2 separate regions of the Homo sapiens genome follow, and region 2 is linked to region 1. Evidence: chromatin contacts called from ENCODE Hi-C data. All regions are on one chromosome and are shown on one strand. Each heading gives the region's core, a stretch centred on a gene start or an enhancer-like site at or near the end of the contact. The rest is flanking DNA. Distances are from core to core; before and after follow the strand shown.

The links. Hi-C counts contacts between places; a loop is a spot of excess contacts on that map. Pooled maps may share reads with other maps.
Region 2: a loop to region 1 is called in a map with no recorded cell type, with 9 times the contacts of the local background. The contact joins the promoter of LINC02650 here to the enhancer-like site in region 1. A Hi-C loop is called at or near these places in 1 of 168 maps with a recorded cell type or tissue (GM12878), 28 of 37 single-sample maps with no recorded cell type and 4 of 50 pooled maps.

Annotation. Positions count from the first base shown.
Region 1 is chr10:83,537,175-83,542,665 of GRCh38, forward strand. All of the region lies in intron 1 of LOC105378394 (a long non-coding RNA gene), which reads right to left. Among named protein-coding and RNA genes, the nearest start is that of LINC02650, 140 kb to the right of the region's middle. Within about 2 kb of position 2,962, at least 6 of the 41 ENCODE cell types and tissues checked have a DNase peak (open chromatin) inside an H3K27ac peak, as active enhancers do; they include GM12878, where a contact is called at or near this core.
Region 2 is chr10:83,674,611-83,679,792 of GRCh38, forward strand. It overlaps LINC02650 (long intergenic non-protein coding RNA 2650), which reads right to left and starts at 2,479. Exons shown (of 5, transcript NR_134317.1): 1 at 2,420-2,479; 2 at 1,972-2,064; 3 at 740-835.

The DNA.
Region 1 (5,491 bases), core at 1,712-4,211:
ATTCAGAAAATTAGTGGCAGATGCGAGTTTTTAACCAATGTGTTTTGAGTAAACTAATTGAAAGTTTACCGTATCCATGGGTAGTTTTAAAACATTGAAGTCCAGGCAATGGTTCCTATCTAATACTTTTTGAAAATAATTAATTCTTGAATATTAGAAATATTATTGCTAAGAAACTTGAAGTTTTGTCAAGCAATCAACCAGCTCCCCTATCCCCTCCCACCTCCATGGTTTAAGCCTATTATAGAAAAAAGGATAAGCAGAGATATGAAAGAACAGCTCACCTACAACCCCCAAGTAGTGTGTGTTGAGACTATCGTCCATTTCTGAGGACAATTGGTCCAACATTTATCATGATCAATACATTTGTTAACAAGCAGAAGCCCATTCTTACCTCTGACAGATTTATTTGTAGAAGATGCTGTGTCACCCCAATGTCCTGGCTGCTGGTCAATTCAAGTTTTCATCCCATAACTAGTAGAGCCCAAGGCAATCAGTAAAGAGGACTCTTAGAAAATCATTGACTTTGGGCACAGGAGGAAAGCAAGGAGAGGCCTAAAGGAAAATTGAGCCTGAAAAGTCAAACGGATTTTAGCTGAGCAAGTTTTAAATTTGGAGAGAGATATCAATTTATAGGCAATCTTTGTGGTGTCCTCAAAAAATATGCCACAGAAATTGGCCAAGTTTGGGTTAAAAAAAAAAAGAAAAAAATCCCTGTGATAGTCAGGCTCCGGGGTGATAGTGATTAACAGAATACATTATGGTATTCAACAAATTGGACCCCAGATCATATCATCTCATCTCCTCTGAGTATGAATAACTTTTCACATAAAAGGCAACCAGAGGAAACCATAAACAGGGATTCATCTAAGGTCTCTTCATCTCAGAGAATAGCAAGATGTCCTACCAGGAGTCCCAATTTGGATGGGAGGAACCCTGAAGTAAAACATTTAAGGATATTATTCTCAGCTGCCTGTTTAATCATAGGTGAGAAAGAACAGGCCTTCTTGCCTTGTCATATAGTCTTACAGTGGGATAGCCTCATTCATCAAAGTTATAGATTTCAGATATGAAGACATCAAAGACAATTTGCAGGCCTCTTGGCAGAAGCCATTCATATATTCCATCTAGTCTGCCAACAGGTAACAGATGTGTCCAGTGTCTAGTCCTGGCACATACTCTTGTTCTTGCATGGGATCTGGCAGATGTCATGTACTTCTTCAAAGTGATGAAGTGGAAACACTGTTGACTTGAGATCAAACAGACATGGATTTAATTCTAGCTCTGACATAAACTATATGACTTTGCTCAAGTATATTAACCTCTTGGAACTTCATCATTTGCACAATGTGAAAAATACTTCATAAGGCTGCTTTGAATGTCAATAAGTTAATGTAAGTAATGCAAGTCAGCAGTGAATATGCATACAAAAAATCTAACTTATATTGTGTGGTCAATAATGTCAGTGCTCTTCCATCTAAAAGGCCAAAAAGCATGCCCCTTCCATCATTTCTTTCACTGATTGATAGAATGAAATATATCCAATATTTAACTAATAACAAAACAGCTGTCTCTATTTCAAACATTCATACTTTCATTTGAACATGGGAGGTTCTGAATTTTCATCTTTCTGAATCCCTTATTAACTATAAAATCAGTTGAGTGGAGTTTCACCTTAAACTCTGATTGGATAAACATCTAGACCTCAATCATGTTATATGTGGCCAGTGTGCTTGTTGTTGTTATAAGTTAGAGTTGTTAATTTATGAAAACACTGCATATGTTTTGGGACTAAATCAGAAATCATTTTTCAGTATCCAGAGCAGTCAAGTAATAGCATAAAGAGATGGTTTACAGAAATAAAAGAAAGAAAATTGTTTCAATTAGCTACCTCCTGTATGCTTTTCTAAATAAATACCAAGATTCACCCTATCATATAGTTTCACATTATGATAGTCTCATTCTTCATTTATAGATATTATATATGAAGATACCAAAAAGAATATGCAGGATCCTCAGTAGAAGCTGTTGGTGTGTTGTTACTCATAGGTACACTATGGTAGAAGAACACCCACGTCCAGCTGAAGGGCCATTGGGCTAACATCCTGGCACACCCTGGCCCAGGTGCAACCCAGAATCTTTGCATCCCTTCCACCCAGCTTGTCTAATTCCTGTCCCTATCCTTAACTCAATAGGAGCCCAGGATATAGCTGCTCCCTTTTGATAACCATGAACCATTGACATTTCTTTCTTCTTAACTTCCCATTGTTGTAATATTTTCAGAGATAAGTAAGGGTGATCTTGACCACAAAAATCAGGCTAGATTTAAGATTCATTGATTCCTCTTCATCTTGAAATTTTTGGGGTCTCAATGAGTAAATCAATTAGCAAATCAATTAGCTGATCTAGATTAATTTACTTTTCTGAGCCTCAGTTTCCCCAAATGTAAAGACAGTGAAAAGACTAAACTCTTTGGTGTTGAACCAGTTCTGAGGTCTTTTATGATTCATCACAGCTTCCAGCTGTGGGCAGCTGGGGGCAGGCATAGAAGAGCCATTCTATGATGTTTTCCTCTTGGCATAAGCTACTCAGTCACATATTAAGAAATCTCTGCTACCAAATTTTCCAAACCCAGATAGGCTTCCCTTTGGTACCTTAGTACCTCTCTTTCAGTCTCCACTCTGAAATTCTGGGTTTTGATCATACTTCTATTTTCACATAGATTGTCGCACATTCTTTTTGCCCAAGCTCTTTACTCCGGGTTGTTACAAGCTGTTCTGAAAGCTCTGAGTACACTTTTCAGAAACAGCTGTTCTGAGTCAAGGTTGTTTCTGTTCCACAGCAGTGATTTAGCTCAGACTAACTTTTCTCCCCACAATTATGAGCTCATTGCAGTCATCCTGTGGGACCTGTATCTGGCAGGGGAAAGTCTGTTGGAAGAGCAAGAAGAGGATATGGAACAAGCCTGCAGCCCTGGATGACAGGTCTCCCCAGAGATCCCTCCCCCAGCTGGAGCCAGCCAAGCCTAGCCTTTCTGCTGACAGTCATTCCTGCTTCCTGCTTCACCCATGTGGCTCCTGACATGCTGTTTGAAAAGATCTGTAAGGTAGCTGTGTGGCCTCATTTCTGTAAGGATCTCCAGGGAAGCCAGCTTTCTTGGTAACTGCATAATTTATGTCATTCACCTGCTTAAAGGCTCTCAGAGGCTCCCTATCACTGAAAGAATAATATGTAAACCTTTTAAATGACTCCCAAGGCCAGCTTTCTCAACTGTAAAATGCGGTTCAAAACACCTAATTTGTGGGGTGGTTCTGAAAAGTAAATAATTAAATATGCCTAGGTTTCTGTGTAGTAAATAGGGTACAAAACAATTATCAGTTTTCTTCCCCTTCCTGATCTGGTCCTTATCTATGTTATAGGATTATCTCTTATTACTCTCATTCTTCATTTCAGTTATCCAGTCTACTTTCATTCTTCAAGTATTCTTTAATATTTTTATTCAGATTGTATGTGCCTGTTCATATACAATCTTTCTTGAAACTTATGCTTCCCTTTTCTTTTCAGAAAAAACAGCTCATACCACAGCACTCATTTTCACTCTCTTTCAAAGTATAGGTAGTCCCTCTCTTCTTTTCCTCCAGTGTTCCACTGCCCTGGTACAGTTCTGTGACCGTGTTTGGTATTTTGTCATTAATGTAATGATAATAATAGCTATCATTCCTAACATGCTTATTATATACCCAAGACTGCATTTTCCCTTTACAAACATTAGCTTTACTTTTCAAAGCCAGCCTACAATTGTTGATATTTAGCCTCCAATTTAGATGAGAAAAATGACACTGAAAGGGGATGATGTTGCCCAAATATACAGCCTAGTTTGACATGTGCCATGTTGACTAGACAGTACTTCTTAAATAACTATATAAGAGACCTGGCCCTCAGCAAATAACTGCTAAGAGATGAATGACTCAGAAAAGTCTCCCCTTTGATTCTTGATTCTTTTCTCACCAGCATCATGAGCTTCTCTTTTCCTTAAAGGACACATCTGTTCAACCCAGTCGTGTTTCAGTATGTACCATCAAAGAATTGCAGAGGAATGCAATAGATCATTCAAATAAAACTTTTGTTTGTATTACAGACATTGAAACAGACTTGGAGTCATTCAAACCTTTCCTGAGGTCAAAAGTGAAGCAGTGAGGGAACTGGAATTCCAATGACATTCACTTTATTCTCAAGCTGGTGTTCTTTGCACAGCTCTGTTTAGCAGGTTGGGGAAATGACTGGCTGGTTTTCAAATCTATAAAAGCTGGAGCACAACTAGAGAGGCTTCAAAACCCAACACAAGCATCACTTCCTCCAGGAAGCTGTCTGTTTAGAGCTGATCTAAGTCAATATGGCCATTTATATTTAGATCTTTGGTAAATATTGGTATCTTCTCCAAACTTAGAAGAAGGTAGAAACTATATGTCAGCTCTTTCCACAAGCTCAATTGAGTGGTATACAATGAAAGAAAGTATACCACTTGCTTTCAGACCAAATACTGACACCCAAAGTGATGTTTATTATCTAAGCAGGCATATAACAACTTTACAACCAATTCTTGTAGACTTGTTGAAGTCTTGACTTTCTGTCAAACACAGAGAATGTGTTTGAAAGACTGACCCAAGGCAAATACAACAAATATTTTGATAGCAAGATCAACCATTATTCTTGTAAGGTTCAGTGGCAGAATCTTTTTTAAGTGGAATAAAACAAGACCAAATGAAATTCTAGTTCTATAGCACTAGTGTGAGGGACTCAAGTGCCTGGTTCATCAAATTCTTATTTACCCATTAAACAAAAGTGATGTAAGGACACAATTATTCTAGTCAAATAGCCACGCACATATCTTAAACACTGTTTCACTCATAAAAACATTATTTCTAATCTATATTATGTAGTTAGCAATCCCCTTTGAGCATGTTCTGATACCAGCATTTGAAATGCATGCCCTAGAGTGTAAACCTCTCTGTGTAGAGGTAACTCAATATACATAGAACCTAGATTCTTCATTAGAATTATTTGGGTGTTCTTCCAAAGAACCCCTGATCTTCATAGGGTACAAATTAAATAGATTTATATACACATGCATTACCTTGTCTGTAGACAAATAAATCACAGATGATATACCACCACCTCCTTTGTGGTCCTGCTGCAAGGTTCATACTTGTTAGAACCTTCAGTGCATGGAGTAATTGTTCAGGTCAGGCATTTGCCTCTGCCACCAAACACTAGTTATTTCCATTCTACTAAGCACCCGTTTTGCATGGTGACTGGCATAAAGTTCACATGCAATAAGTGTATGTGATCTTTTAATAAATGACTGGATCAGTTAATAAATTAGAATAAGCAGATGTTGGAATTATCACTCCCACCTATTGCCTCCACTGTGGTTATTCTGACTAAAGACAAAGCAAAAATGGTGGGGAAGGAACTTTTCTCTGTTATAGCA
Region 2 (5,182 bases), core at 1,229-3,728, 140 kb after region 1:
TCACCCAGGCTGGAGTGCAGTGGCGTAATCATGGCTCACTGCAGCCTCAACCTTTCTGGTTCAAGCAATCTTTCCACCTCAGCCTCCCAAGAAGCTGGGACTACAGTCGCATGCCACCAGGCCCAGCTAATTTTTGTATTTTTTGTAGAGCCAGGAGTATGCCTTGTTGCCCAGGCTGATCTCAAACTTCTGGGTTCAAGCAATCCATCCACCTCAGCCTCCTAAAGTGTTGGGATTACAGGCTTGAGCTACCACGCCCAGCCCATTTTCTTTCAATATAGTTAACACTTGTGGGCCATGACCTTCATATTATTGGTAGCATGACAGCACTGTTTTTTCTTCAATACCTACATAAACTCATAAAAATCTTTAGTATTCGCTTCTTCAAACTTCTAAAATTTTAAAAGAGGAGCTCACACAATTTCACTGGTGGGACATTATGGCAACTAGTTTCAACACTTACAAGGGAGAGATTTTATTGTGATGCCTCATAAAATAATTACTATCCTAATTTTAAAAAGCATAAAAGTATATTTTCAACAACTACTGACACATGAATGAACGACATCACATCATTAGCACATCCTTCTCAATTTACATATTCTTTGAAAATCTCATTTACTGAGGTTATTTATGTCTTCATTTACCATTCACTACCTTGATTAGCCTAGGTTAATCAAAATTGCTTTAAGGAAATTGATTAGTTAAAAGTCTTTCTGACGTAATCTGTCAAGCATACCTGATTCAGTCCTACTGTGTGTACTGAACTTAGGCTTTCTTGTGCTCGTCTTCTTCACAGATACCCCCATGAGACTCCGAATATGCCTGAGGCAGACTGAAGTGTAGGTTAACAGATTTTTTATTTGCTTAAGGGTATAATGGATTTCATGAATACTTAACGACTGAATGAGTTTAGGCCAATGGCTGAAAACAAAGGCTAAGACCATTGTACTGGACTATAGTATTTAAGCTACTTTCCTCATCACACCCGCTTCTAAGGAATCTACCAGTCCTTCAGCCCGTAGATGGCCTTTCTTTTACTATGTAACCCATGTCCTTCACTTTTTATAGCTATTTGAACCAAAGATGAGCACTTCATGTAAAAGTAGTAAAATAAAGCCTGGATGGTGATTTTTGACTTGACATGAAGAAGTAAGTATGGTTAATCACAGTTTTCTTCCAGAAATTTGAAGTAAAAAATTTTGAAAGAATTAGTTCACATGTAGGGAGATCAACAAACATATGAAAATACAAGACTGACACCTTGCCCTCTTCCATATGAATATGTTTATTATTTAGTGTAATCGTAAAAAATATACTTTGAATTCAGGAATAAACCTCAAAATACAAGAACACGCTATCTAATACTATCCCCCCAAATAAATAGTGTCTTGAGCCCCTTTCCTATATATTTCTGATTCCCTAATCAGAAATATAATACATAACAATCCTTATAGATATAATAATTATAATTATAAGTCACAACTTCTATTTTTCTACCAATGATTAGGCCATTTATAACTTTCTTTTTCATTGGAATAACAGTGTACTTTTTATTCTGAAAGCCCAGTTCATCTGATGGATGGACCCCTTCTATAGCAAACATTTCAGGTAAACATATTTTATTTTTATTTTCATGCTAAAATTTTTTTTGTTTACTTTTTTTAGTACAAAGATCATGAGTAAGGGCCCAAGAAATAAACAGAGTTTCTGATTCCTAGATCAATTTTAGTTTTAGCCCACATGTTTCCTTAAAATCAACATCCTCTTTTGGGAAAAAAATGCAGATGACTTCTTTCTCACAACCAAAGAATGAAACTAAAACATGTCCTAGTAAACTGAGAAATCCTTATTATCCTTAACATTGACAGGAGTGTATGGAATTCTCTTGCTTTTGGGAGACCCTCACCCGACCTGGCTGAGGATCAGAAGGGTGTGGATGATAAAGTACTATGGCGCAGGTGTACTTACGTAATCTTCCTACCAAATTCCCTATGTATTCCTAAAAACATATAGCAGCGCTTTCTAAACACTGGTTCATGGAGTCCATCTGTAATGATTTTCCTAGAAATGAGAAAAAAAATTCTGTAGTTAATTTTATATAAAAAAATTTATTAAATTTAAAAATATGTTCTTCATGTAAATATCTCCTCCTTTCTATATTCTGGAGTTTGAATATTCTTTCTTTTGTGAAAAGATAATATTAAATAGTGTTTCTTTCTCAAGATCTCATCTTGGCCTGGTAAAATACTGGCCACCATATGTTAATCCAAATGTACATTTTAAATTTTACTAAAAAATTCAGCATAGAGACTACTGAAGTAGAATCAAGACTTGCTGGAAAAATAACCATGTGCTGAACCAGGAAGCCATACAGAAGCCACAGGTAAGGCCAAGAAAGAATGATCATGGGCCTTACAATGAGCTTTGGTGTAGCCAAGGGTGTCATGGTTGCTCAGGAGCCAAAGGGTCACCTTAGGAGCTCACAAACAGGAGGAGGAATCTGGGGGCCAGAGTTTCAGTGATTTTGCTAAAAGGGTAGTTACCAAACAATACTGTTTATTACCATGACTACAGCCTCATTCCATGTGAGTATCTCCTGGTCTGTGAAGCCCAAGAAAGGTGGATTTTTTTTTAAAACCCAAAGAAATTGGACACTAGACTTAATGAGATACATGGAATCCTGTGAACATTCCCTCTTCTGTGCACTTGTATATGTGGTTTCATTTTTCCACCTAGGCCTATGGTTTCTAATCCCGGGTGCATATTAGAAACACCTAGGAGTTTTATATAACCACCCAAAGAGCACTGTGATGAGTCTGGAGGACTTGACCTTCTCCACGGTGTGCCCTTGTATAAGCCACTTCATTCCAGTTTCTTATTACAAAATAAAGTCACTGGAATAAATGATCTCAAAGCTTCCTTTTAGCTCAGATGTTCTACAATTCTGTTCTCTTCCACACATCTATTTTTTCCCCAAGAAGGAAGTGCCATGTCTTGATTCCAAGATGGAAAAATGACATTAATTTTTAATATATTTTCCTTCATTTAAATTTTGATTTTTTTAAAAAAAAATTTTCATTTTTTTTTAAATGAAACAACTCAAGTGCCTGGTTTTTATCTTAAAAGCAGAGATGGCAAAGAATTAGAGTACCTTATTGCTTCTTTTGCTGGGGATGCATGGCCATAGTTCACTGAAGGACAGCAAGTTCTCTTTGTTGACACACCCAAAGGACTTGCTGGAATTACAGAAATTGCTAGAAAGCTGTTCACAGAGAAATGTCTCATCAGAAGCACTCTGCTACAAAACCGCTTGAGGAGGTCGTTGGAGGCAGCTGCTGGCCACCAGGAGTTGCTGGCTGCTGTGCACTGCAGAACCTGGACACCAGAGAAAGTGCAGGCCCTGCTGGGGAAGTCCTGTGTGTGACAGGAGCTCGACCTAGAGAAACCACATAATTCAGCAGGAGTCTGCACAAGGAGCACACTGGAAGCAGGAAGCAAAACTCTTTCCTTTCTTCTGAAATTTCTCTCAAGCACTCGCTACTATCAAAATTTAGCATTGTGTTTGCTAGTAGAGAAAAAATATTTAAAGGCCCCAGATCCACTTTCATAGAACAAGCTAAAAGAGTGAATTAGAAGCTGAGATGCCATAAACTGATAACAGCATAAGCTCCTCGAGGGAGACAGCATGTCTGACTATTCCTATGTTCTTCTGCCTGGGGAACAAAGGGATTGCAGAATGTTTGTGGAAATTGCTGTTACTGTACACATCAATTGTTCTGTGTGTGTTGTCCCCAAAGCCCCCACTGTGGGAAACAGGCCCAAGCAGCATCTGGGTTTTCCCCTGATTTCCAACCTGTACTCCGTCTTCCTCTCATGTTCTTGTCTTACCACTGGAACTGGACTCCAGCTGTGGGTCTCTCACCTTGGAATAGTTTTCTCCAGACACTTCCTTAGTATTCTTTGATTCCACAGACTCTAAAATAGAGAGAAATTCACTAAACCATGTTTACTTTAGGTAAAATGGAACGCATCATCATATCCAGTGTGGATGGACACAGAGCAGGTGCTGACTAAGGAAGTTAGGCAAAGCATTATAGTCTCCAGGCTGCAGTTCCACTGGGCCAATGTTATTTGCAAACACTGTGGGGCTCTGCAAATCTGAGGAAGAATTAAGTCCCCAGACACCTGAGAAAACTCTGGAGGGGCCCACAGAGCCAATGAAGACAAATGTGCAATGGGTTTAGATATTTTTTCTTTAAATTCTTGTTTATGACTTTAATTTTTACATAAACTCATTATCAAGATAACGAGGAAGGATAAAAATGACATGGACAGAGAATGGAAGGGAAAAAGCTGAAACATTGAGAAGCTAGAGTTTCAAAGTTAGAAGCAATAGCTGACATCAAACAGAACTGAAAATAACTGAGTGTATTTCCTTATTGCTTCTTATGAAAGATATCCTGCTTTCCATATTAGTTGTTCAGTCACCTTCCTTAAACAGGCATAGAAAAGTATCATCAGTGCCACAGTCCCTTGTTTCATAAGGATAGGGAAAACAGGGCCTAGTATTTTGGCAATTTGACTTTAGAGCACGGAGAAGCACAGACATGGTAAACGGAAGCAGTGTATACTGAATGCGTTTTTTAATTCCTCTGCTAGAACTCCATATTGTCACCTGCATATTGCAGATGATGTTCTGATTGGAGCTGCCAAGGGCCCTAGAAGCAGGAAGTACCATCAGTCCCAAGCTTTGTTCTGCATAGGAACAGGTGTTATGAAGTGATGAATGGAGAAATCTCAGCTGCCCCACAGAGGGTCCCATGGGTGAAGAAAATCTTGAATGTGCCAAGTTCCAGAGTTAGCCTTCCTCGCTACATGTCTTGAAAATAAATCACATTGAAATCATGTCGACCTGTCCAATGTTGATAAGGATCTCAGGGATAACTAATTAAAAATGCCAGTAAAGCCCTCTCTGCTGCTTATTTAAACTGAAACCAATCATGGGGCTGGTTTGCTAAGCATTTACGTGTGTGTGTGTGTGTGTGTGCCCAATTTTATTAGAAATTTAACATTTTGTTCTTTTTAAATATAACTTTTTTCTACAATTATAAAGATAGTGTATCACGATCATAAACACTTAAAGAAATATAGAACAACAAAAAGAGAAGATTAAAGTCCC